2 separate regions of the Homo sapiens genome follow, and region 2 is linked to region 1. A link is an interaction called in ENCODE POLR2A ChIA-PET data of the cell type or tissue named here. Cell type or tissue: PC-9. All regions are shown on one strand. Links, peaks and the distances in the headings refer to the core of each region. The heading gives the core; the rest is flanking DNA.

The links. Peaks named below come from ENCODE experiments on the same cell type or tissue, not always from the same donor. Only the 100,000 strongest peaks of a DNase experiment are listed, where the experiment ranks them.
Region 2: POLR2A ChIA-PET joins it to region 1 with 5 read pairs; 1 of 35 experiments calls an interaction of 5 or more read pairs at or near these places.

Annotation. Positions count from the first base shown.
Region 1 is chr14:75,252,696-75,258,185 of GRCh38, reverse strand. No RefSeq gene overlaps it. Among named protein-coding and RNA genes, the nearest start is that of FOS, 23 kb to the left of the region's middle. RefSeq lists enhancers at 1-43, 1-465, 743-1,242, 1,137-1,306, 3,041-4,240. In PC-9, for the core only: no CTCF peak of the experiment used is centred there; DNase peaks (open chromatin) are centred at 3,035 and 3,635; H3K4me3 peaks cover 581 bases; H3K27ac peaks cover 3,870 bases.
Region 2 is chr14:75,975,077-75,980,566 of GRCh38, reverse strand. It overlaps TGFB3 (transforming growth factor beta 3), which reads left to right. Exons shown (of 7, transcript NM_003239.5): 1 at 1-25. Among named protein-coding and RNA genes, the nearest start is that of TGFB3, 4.2 kb to the left of the region's middle. In PC-9, for the core only: CTCF peaks have their summits at 992 and 1,191; a DNase peak (open chromatin) is centred at 2,846.

The DNA of each region.
Region 1 (5,490 bases), core at 984-4,983:
TAATCCCAGCACTTTGGGCAGCTGAGGCAGGTGGATCACCTGAAGTCAGGAGTTCAAGACCAGCCTGGGCAACATGGCGAAACCTCCTCTCTAATTAAAAAATAAAAAATAAAAATAAAAATTAGCCAGGCTTGGTGGCGGGCGCCTGTAATCCCAGCTACTCGGGAGGGTGAGGCAGGAGGATCGCTTGAAACCAGGAGGCGGAGGTTGCAGTGAGTCAAGATCGCGCCACTGCACACTCCAGCCTGGGCGACAGAGCGAGACTCTGTCTCAAAAAAAAAGAAGAAAGAAACAGGAGTGAAAAGTTGAGATGACCATGTGAAGCCAGCCAACCTGAACAAAATGTAACTTTTGAATGATAAGGCACAGCTGAGCGGCCCAGACTTTGAATTTTCTCCAAATATCATGATCTTCCATCCTGGCTGAATTTAAATGGTGTCTTTTGTATTTGGGGGAAAGCAGAGGGGATATTATTTGCTGGAATTAAAAGCAAGCCATTTGGGTGAGCACATAGTCTGTTGCAGATGGTGGAGGCATAAAGAGGGATTTCATGTAAATGAATGGCATTCGGAGTTGGCCTGGGCTTTCTGCATTCCTCCACCAACACATATCCAATCCCATTGTCTATCTCTGAGAAATCAGCACCTCAGGGTCCCTTCCCTGTTACTCCATAGTAGCCCTCCCTGGGCCCCCATTCAGATATTTTGCCACCTGTCCACAGAGCATATCCGTTGCCTTTCAACATTCCCTTGCTCCATCCTCTGACCTACCTATTACTCACTTCCCCGACATCCTTCCCTAAACACTTCTTGACTCCCTTCCCACTCAATTGCCACTCCCCAGGATTTTACCCAGTTGATCATTGCTCCCCAAACCCTTGCCCCATCCACTCATCCCCACCATAAAGTTTTTCATGTCTGGTCCTTACTTAATAGAAGACAGTAGCTTATTGGAACTTCTGTCCAGTTCCAAGCAGAGGAAGAAGGGCACAGTGAGTGGAACAAAGCCATGATCAGCCCTTCAGGAAAAAAAAACCCTGGCCGGGCACAGTGGCTCACGCCTGTAATCCCATCACTTTGGGAGGCAGGCGAATCACTTGAAGCCAGGAGTTCGAGACCAGCCTGGCCAACATGGTGAAACCCTGTCTCCTAAAAATACAAAAGTTAGCCAGGTGTGGTAGTGCAGGCCTGTAGTCCCAGCTACTCAGGAGGCTGAGGCAGGAGAATTGCTTGAGCCTGGAAGGCAGAGATTGCAGTGAGCCAAGATCCCACCACTGCCCTCCAGGCTGGGCGACAGACTCTGACTCAAAAAAAGAAAAAAAAAAAAGGAGAAAAGAAAAAAGAAAAAAATATTGGCCGGGCGCAGTGGCTTACGCCTGTAATCCCAACACTTTGCGAGGCTGAGGCGGGTGGATCACCTAAGGTCAGGAGTTCGAGACCAGCCTGGCCAACATAGTGAAAACCCGTCTCTACTAAAAATACAAAAAATTTAGCCGGGCGTGGTGGCGCACACCTGTAATCCCAGCTACTTAAGAGGCTGAGGTAGGAGAATCACTTGAACCTGGGAGGCCGAGGTTGCAGTGAGCCGAGATTGCGCCACTGTACTCCATCCTGGGCAACAAAGTGAGACTCAGTCTCAAAAATAAATAAATAAATAAAAATAAAAACAAAAACCCAGATAGTAGTTGAGATTCATGCTATATATCCAACCATAATGCAGATTCTGCTTATTACAGGATTATGGGCAAGGTAGCAATTTACTAATTCTGGTATTTTCAGGGAAGAAATGACAATTTCTACTTTTTTCTGTCAACGAATGGTTAAGCTAGACTTCTCTTTTCTAAACTCCACCTAGAGCATAAAAGCAGCTGGAAAAGAGAGAAACTTCAAATTCAGGTTAATGAGAAAGCCTGATTTATGGGTAGATTAGATTGAATCAGTTTTTGACATGGAAATGAAGTGGTTTGTGTTTTGTTTCAGATGGGAAAGCACTGATGCAATTTACCTCTAGGCACAGAAATAACCCATTTTAGGCCTGGCATGGTAGCTCTTGCCTGTAATCCCAGTACTTTGGGAGGCTAAGGCAGGCGGATCACCTGAGGTCAGGAGTTCGAGACCAGCCTGACCAACATGGTGAAACCCCGTCTCTACTAAAAATACAAAATTAGCCAAGCATGGTGGCGCATGCCTGTAATCCCAGCTACTAGGGAGGCTGAGGCAGGAGAATCACTTGAACCCGGGAGGCAGAGGTTGCGGTGAGCCAAGATCATGCCGTTGCACTCCAGCCTGGGCAACAAGAGCGAAACTGTCTCAAAAATAAAAAATAAAAATAACCCATCTTGTCATCTAGAAAAGAAGTGGAACAGCAGTCCTTCTTATCTCCCTACTTGAAACGCAGAGTTAAGTTCGAATAAGATGGTCGTATTTACTTTGCCATTCTCTCTCTTGAGGTCTCTCTTTCAGTCCTTCAGGCTAATCAAGGACCCAGCAAGCCACTGACACAGTGTATGAGAAGGAGAAAATAAAGGCAAGATTTATCTAATACTTTTGATATGCTAGGACTATGTAGAGTACTTGAGAGTACTCTATGTGTTATCTCGTTTTATCCTGTTAATATCCATGAGAACTAGGTCTTCATGTGCCCACTTTTACAACGGAAGAAACTGAGATTCAAGTAGTTAAGTAAGTACAGAGCCAGGACATCTCCAATGATGCCATGGAATGCATGGAAAACCTCCACTTGGATCATTCCACGAGCTTTCTTTTCCATAGGGAGACTCTAGCCCCCTTTTCCAAACTTTTTTCTTTTTCTTTTTTTTTTTAAAGAAGGGAAGATTGTGAGATCTGCTAGAGCTTCATGAAAAGGTGCTGACACCACAAAGAACACAAATTCATCCCTGCCTTCTGGGACTAGCCTATATTTCCTCATTGGCTCAAGATCCAAGGAGGCAAAGAGAGACATGCCCCAGAGCACACGCAGCAGAAAGGTTTGGGTGGTTCGGGGAGACTCTGACCTGCCCCAGGCTAGGGAGGGCACTACCTGAGTTCAACAGCTCCCTGGACAGCTCCACACAGATTTATCTGCAGCTGTCACTTACAACCAGCTCCTCCTTCCTCTTCTCCCTCCTCCCCAATGCCTGACCCTGCAGGGAAGCACGTCCAGCACGAATTCTTTCAAACCTCAGCTACCTTTAGGATTTTTATGTGTCTGAAGAGTTCCCTTCTTGACAAGCAGCATTAGTCAAGTCCAGTAGGTGGGAAGGGCATTTCCCGGTGATCCTGGGCTTGGAGGAAGGGGAGACCCTTCTCCCTCCCGGCTTTGGCAAGCAACCATAGAGAGGTCCATGTGGGTGGCAATGAATACAGACAAGCCAGAGGGGTTCTTGCTGGACAGGAATGCCCACGGGCCACACCTTCCTCAGCCCTCAGAGCACTTCATCATGTCTGGACCCGTGAATGGGGTGGCAGTGCCAGGGAGTGGGTTCTCCCAGTGTCTGGCTCCAACAGCTGGTTTACTGTGATGATTCTATTTGTGTTCCCTGTGTTCTGTTTGGCTTGGCAGCAGGGAAGGAAGAGGGCAACAGGTTCACTCCAGTTTGTACTGGGTTGTTCCTGCAGCCACACCCGGGCATTAAAGCAGGCGGCTTGCACCCTGGATGCCTTTACCTGGGGGCCCTTGGTGTGCAAAAGCAAAGCGTGGGAAGTATTTCCTTTTCATGGGCCAGCCAGGTGTGGCTGGCATTTCACCTATTCCTGTATTACTAACGTCATCCAGATTCAGGTCAAAGGGCAGGTTTCCTAGACTCCCATCACGCTGAGATCCGGGATCAGGGGATGGTTGATCAAGTCCATTTGGGCTGGATTACCTGAGTTCCTACTACTCATGGACACTTAACTCCTGCTTCTAAAACAAAATCTGTCCAGGCACAGTGGCTCATACCTATAATTCTAGCACTTTGGGAGGCTGAGGCAGGCGGACCACTTGAGCCAAGGAGGCCTAGACTGCAGTGAGTTATGATCATGCTACTACACTCCAGACTGGGAGACAGAGCAATACCTTGTTTGTTAAAAAAAAGAAAAGAAAAGAAAAGAAAATTCTGGACCAAGCGCAGTAGCTCATGCCTGTAATCCCAGCACTTTGGGAGGCCAAGGCGGGCGGATCACCAGAGGTCAGGAGTTTGAAAACAGCCTGACCAACATGGAGAAACCCCATCTCTACTAAAAACACAAAATTAGCTGGGTGTGGTGGCACATGCCTATAATCCCAGCTACTCGGGAGGCTGAAGCAGGAGAATCACTTGAACCAGGGAGTCGAAGGTTGCGGTGAGCCAAGATCACGCCATTGCACTCCAGCCTGGGCAACAAGAGCGAAACTCTGTCTCAAAAAAAAAAAAAAAAAAAAAATTCTGAGGTCAGGCAACTGTGCTGTACCTTGAAGGACTGGTGTCCCCAAAATTGAAATATGGTCTCTCCTAAAGCATACAAATTAGGGGTTCTTTTTATACAAGGTGGTAGCTTTCAAGGAAAACAGACTTCAAGGTCAAATAGACTTAGTCTAGAACTCTGGATTTGCCCCCTTACTTAGATGAGCCTCCATCCAGAACTAAAATCTCTAGCATGTGAAAAATAACAGCAAATATTTATGCTACTACATGCCAGGCACTGTTCTAAGCATTTTTGTAAAAACTCATTTAAGCCTCAAAACAACATAAAGAGGTGAGTAGGTGAGTAGATTATTGTCATCCCCTCTTACAGATGAGAAATGGAGGCAGAGAGGTTAAGGAGATTTTCAAAGGTCACACAGTTGATAAATGACAGTGCTAGGATTCAACGGAAGGAAGTCTGGAACCCATACGGAAGCGGAACCAGAACCTCTGGAACACATCTCAGAACCAGAATGGTAGCGATGTTCCTGGAGAGCCCTGCTGTGCCGGTGGCTAGATGCCTTAGACAGCAGACACAGACACAGCACCCCAGACCCGCCCTGTCATCTCTATGCTTCCCTTCTGAGGCTCCCAAGTCAACTTTGGAAAGGGCCTTTCTTTTTTCTGAGACAGGGTCTCGCTGTCTTTCCCAGGCTGAAAATCACTGAAATGCAGTCACTGAAATGCAGTGACTTTATCCTAGCTCACAGCAGCCTTGACCTCCCAGGCTCAAGTGATCCTCCCTCCTCATCCTCCTGAATAGCTGGGACTACAAGCCCCCACCACCACACCAGGCCAATTTTTGTATTTTTTGTAGAGATGGGGTTTCACCATGTTGCCCAGGCTGGTCTCAAACTCTTGGGCTCAAGCGATGGCCCGCCTTAGCCTCCCAAAATGTTGGGATTACAGGTGTGAGCCACCGCACCCAGCCAGAAAGGGCCTTTCTACTAGCCTAAACATTGCCCTTGCCCTGGACCCTGGGGCAGCCTTCCCTTGAATGCAGGGATTTCCTGGCTGAAGGTCACAGTCATGGTCATCCAGCCAGATCAACGAAAGGATCTTCAGAA
Region 2 (5,490 bases), core at 822-4,821, 720 kb before region 1:
ATGATCCAGGGGCTGGCGGAGCACAGTAAGTCCAAATTCTCGCTGGGGTGTCTGCTCTGGAGGGTCTGAACTGGAGCTGGGAGCTCTGCAGAGGGGGGCCTAGTGCTGGCCACACAGCAGGGTGCCCCAGGATTCACCAGCACCAAGGCTCAGGATGTGCGATGCTCCTCCGTTGGGGCTGGGGAGGTGGGTGGGGAAGGAGATAGAGCCATTCTGTTAAGAGCCGGCGCTTCTGGGAGGCCAGGAGCCCTGGAGCTGAGTGGCTTGCTGAATTCACATCACATCCTTGACTGATTTTAATTTGGAATTACATTGTGCTGTCCAGGGAAACATATGTATTCTTGCACATGCGATCGTATCAGTAACTGTAAGCATCTGGGTGCCATAAAGGGGAAGGCCGGCTCTGTCAGGAGCCCTTACGGTTCTCAGTGTGGAGACCTCATCTTCTCCCTGCTTTTCACAACTCATTGTGACACGTCTCCGTTTCAGTTTTTCCAGTTCTTGGGAAGAAGAATACCTGCCCCAAATTAATGTCTGTCAAGCTTTTTGAAGCCCAGGCAGGAGACAGCTTCTTGCTGCCTGGGCCCTTTGGTCTACCCCACCCACGTGACCCACGAGACCCACGTGAGCTGTGTGTGTGGAAGGAAGAGGGTATGCACGAATGTTCCCAGGGCCGTGTACTTTAGGGTGACATGCAGTCTTGTGCAGTAGACAGATTCATGTGCTCAAAATGGGCGCCCTCCAGGCCGGTGGGCACGGGGAGAGCGGGTTTTGGCTGTGGATGCGTAGAGGAGGCTGGCGCCCTTTGTGTCTGCGTGTCACGGGAGAGCGGGTGGAGGGGTGGCAGTGGGTGCATGGTGGGGGGGGGGGATATGTCTGGGAGCCTGCCGTCCCAGGAGGCTCTGTCTGCATGGAGGAGCCGGGCGGCTTCTGGGCGAGATGTCTGTGTGTGTTGGTACACGTGTGGAAGTCATATGTGTTTACTGAAGGGGATTTTAAAAACCTCAATACAAGAGAGAGAAATTTGGCAGATGTTGAGAAACTGACAGCCCAGGAAAGAGGAATGTGAGCCACTCGTGGGCCGTAGACTCCGGGAGCAGCTCTGTTTGCTTTTCCTACCAGCAGGTGTCCTCGCCGCCCTGACTACCTCAGCCCAGGCCCACCTGGGAGGTGGGCAGCTCCTGGAGTGGGGTGGAGGGCATGGGATGGAGCTGGCAGGCAGGGGAGGGTGGTCAGCAGAGCACACAGCAAGGGGTGAAAGGAACCTGGCTGGAGAGAAGGAACAGGAGTGGGTACCGATGGGTGGACCAGCTCTGGCTGGAGGTGCAAAGGCCCCGTTCACGGCTCCACGCCAGGCAGAGGAGCCTGTGGTTACTGGCGAGGGGTTCCCGCTCCAGCTTCCTGTGGCTGCCTGGAGCGCCTTTCTTCAGGATGTGGCTGCCATGTGGGGCGGAGGCTGGAGGCCGATGCAGAGCTACTACTCCCTGCCCAGGGTCTCTGGGTGGGGCTGGCTCAGAGACCCACAGTTCCCAGAGGCACCTAGCAGCTCGATGGCCAAGGCTCCAACTCCCTGGGAACCCACCAACGCGGGAGATAGTGACCACAAGCATCAGAGGAAGGTCGAAATCTGAGGCCGGCAGGAGAGGTGTGAGGAGAGTCCAGGGCAAGAGGGCAGGACTCAGACCTTCATGGTCTGGGTCAGCAGGAGGAGTCCAAGGGAGGAAGCATTCTGAGTCACCAGGACCCCCCCATCCCGGAATCCTGAGCTGAGAATGAATGAGCCACGTGGAGGCAAGGCCATGCAGGTGCAAGTGGACACTGATTTTGTGCAGACTCAAAGCACAAATAGCAGATGTCCTTGGGAAAAGCCCGGGCAGGGCCCCATAGATGCTGGGCAGCTTCCAGGCTGCAGTACCAAGACCTTACAACTGCAACAGATGGGTGGATGTGGGGTTATGGAGCAATGGTCTGGCCTGGGGCAACCCAGCACAGTGAGCAGGATGCTGTTCAGGATGCTGGGGAGGAGCCAACGTGCGATGCTATGAGGCTCACAGGTACAAACCGGAAGCAGGCAGACTCTGCAGCTGTTGGAGGTGACTTGGAGGCTGAGCAGACGGACCTGGGCCCGCCCTGCAGCTGGTCGGGTGCTGAGCCCACCCCAGAGAGGCAGACACACAAGGCACACTAACTATAAAGAAGGCAGTGGGCAGGTGCTGAGCAGGAGCAGAGAGCCATCATCAGGGGCTTGCAAGGCGGCGGGGCGGGGTGGGGGAAGGAAGCCTGTCTTTAACTCATGAGGGCAGACAGGGGTGACACCAGGTCTGTGGTGGGGCACAGCAGGGTCTCAATGCCAGAGCCTCTGCTGGGAGGTCATGAGATCACGTTCTGTTCCATATTTCCTCACTTCTGGCCACTTCCCTGACCCAGTGAACATGCATTCAAAGGAAAGTGACAGTAGGAGCCAGGGCAAGGAGATAGAGGTCCCTGGAGAGGAAAATGAAAGAGGAAATACTTTTTAGTAGTGCAGGAGAAAGGGCACCAAGGTGAGAGCAGAGAGGAAGGCCTTTTCCTAAATAACCTTTTCTCCCTGTTTTACAGATAAGGAAACTGAGACCTGGATTGCTTAAGTAATTTGTCCAAAAAGAGCAGGGACCCTAACCTAGACATTCTGTGTGCAGGACGCATGTAGTTAAGCACTCATTTATATGTAAAATACACGTTGTAAGTGTTACCTTTAACCTCCTTTAACCTTTAGGGTTCAGTAGAACTTTGATTTATAACATAAATGAATCATGTGTTGGACCAAGCAGGAGAGGTCAGAGTTATTATCTTAGTAACCCAGGTGGCAGATTGCACAATGATAACTGGATTTGTTCTTCCTTAGCTCTGCATTTTTTTTTTTTTTTTTTTGCCCGGGAGATTCATACTGCCACAAATGTTCTCCCTAATTTAATGAAGGAGTTTTCTTTATTTAATGAAGAGTCTCAAGCAGGTTAAGCAACCGCAGCTACGTAAAAGTGACCTCTCTGAGCCTCAGTTTCCCCAGCTGTAAAGTTAGAGATGATTTCCAAACTCCTTTTCAGCTGAAAGAATTTTATAATTCCATCTGGGATGAATCAGCAGAGCCTCTATTGGGGAGTATGGGCAAGACTCTGTAATCCTTTTTCTAATTCTCCAGGATTTTACTGTCGGGAGGGAGTAGAGAGTTTCTCTGACCCCATGTGATGGGAAAGGACACAGCTTTTTTACTTCCGTTGTCATCCCTCTTACAAAGGTATCACCAATGTAGGTGTCATTTTATCTTCTGGCTTGTAATTATCTGTCTCTGTTCGGAGACTTGTTGTTTTCAGCCAAGGGCAGCGCTAAGACAACCAGCAAACCCAGAGTTTCTCAGCAAAGAGAAAACTCTATATTTTAGTCTTTGTTCTCTAGCTGCTAAGTGTAGATTTTGTTTATTCTGAGAATTATTCTGAAAATCATTTGCTCCAAGGGCCAATGCCCTCTGCACAGTAGAGGTCAGCACTTCTCCAAGTGTGGTCCAGAGGAAGCTGGAGGTAAATGTAGATTCCCTGGTCCCACCCACCCTTATAGAATCAGAATCTTGAGGGGGTGGAGTCTTGGGGAACCTGTATTTTCGACAAGCTCCTTATGGATTCTTAAGCACATTGAAGCTTAAGAGTCAGTGAACTAGGGCGAAACTTTTCTTAGAGGGATGGCAAACACAAGTGCCTACAGAGACCCGGCAGGAAATGCAAATGATCTGGAAGAAAAGCCACGGCGTCATGATAAACTGCACCAGGACACTTGGTCTTGGGGTCAAGAAGAAAGTAGGGTGTGTGAGACAGGGAGAGGGAGGGGACCTGGAGCCCACGTGCCCAGCCAAAGCAGCAGCCAGCCTCAGTTCTTGCTGGGTTTTGCATTGAGGACTGTGGGTCCAGCTTGATTAGTTCTTCCCGTGTCCCAGAAAAGCAGAAAATCTGGATCTTTCTGTGAAGTGTTCCAATTTTTAACATGGGCTTAAAATGTTTATGGGCTTCTAACTCAAAATTTTTAAAGGTGTTCCATCAGCGAAACAACATGTCTAATTCATTTAACGGTTAATCAATAGAAAGCTCACACCATTAAAGCAGTGGTTTCTCAAACTTCCAGAACATCTAGAAGCCATGGTGCCCTTTGCAACACATTATAATCTGTGGTTCTCAACCCTGGCTGCACGTTAGAATCATCTGGAGATCTTGAAAAAAATATGCCGTGGACCCCACTCACTCCAGTGTAGTCAGAACTGCTGGGGAATGGGTCCAGGAATCATTTGTTTTTAAAGCTTTCCAGGTGATTCTAATGTGCAGCCAGGGTAGAGAAGTACAGCCACACTGATAAATATAGTCCCTTCACTAGAACCAGCAGAAATGATATATACAAGCAAAGGCACACCTAGCCACCCAGGTGTCTGAACACATTTTAAAAGGCAGTTAACTAAACATGGTCAGCTATTTCCTGGTTTTTCCATGCATACTGTACATGAATATTCTTTGCTTATGTTTTGCCCCGTTAAACAAAATAGAGAAAATGGCATTCACCAATATATATTTTTTCTGTGCAATGGAAAAAGTTGCTCAAGATTTAATTTGTAAAGGTGGGACCCCCTAGTCCAGCTCTCAATAATACTAGTGTTCTGTGAGGCATGGCTTAAGAACCACAAACTCGTTTGCAGTGGGTCATTGTCTGAGGCATAGGTTGACACTCTAGGCCCATTTAGTGGAATCTTGCCATATTTTGTTGATGAAACCATCTTCACCAGATGATCTCCCAGATCCCTCCCAGCTTGAAGAGTCTCTGCTTCAATAAATGAGGTATGTTCAGAAGACCTGGGTTCAAACCCCACCTCCACCACCTTCTAGTTATGTGACCTTGGGAAAGACATTTAACTTTTTGAGGCTCAGTTTTCTCATTTGTCAAGTGATAAATTTTACATGTTTTCATTCTTCTCAGGGGTTGTTAGAAGGTCACATGAAGTAATAAAAACTCGACAAAACAAGGTGGTGCTATTACATTTTGCTTATTTATGTATACGATGATTCATTCCACAGATTACTTAAAACATCATTATTCAGTGAATTTGATTGTCAAGAAGATTGTATGTACATTTTCTTTGATCTCCCAGGCAATTCTTTTTTTTAATTAATTTTAATTTTAATTTTTTTGACAGAGTCTCACTCTGTCACCCAGCCTGGAGTGCACTGGTGCAATCTCGGCTCACTGTAGCTTCTGCCTTCTGGGTTCAAGTGATTCTCATGCCTCAGCCTCCCGAGTAGCTGGGGTTACAGGTGCCCACCACCACACCCAGCTAATTTTTGTATTTGGAGTAGAGATGGGGTTTTGCCATGTTGGCCAGGCTGGTCTCGAACTCCTGACCTCCAGTGATCCACCTGCCTCGGCCTCCCAAAGTGCTGGGATTACAGGCATGAGCCACTGTTCTCGGCCTTTAAAATT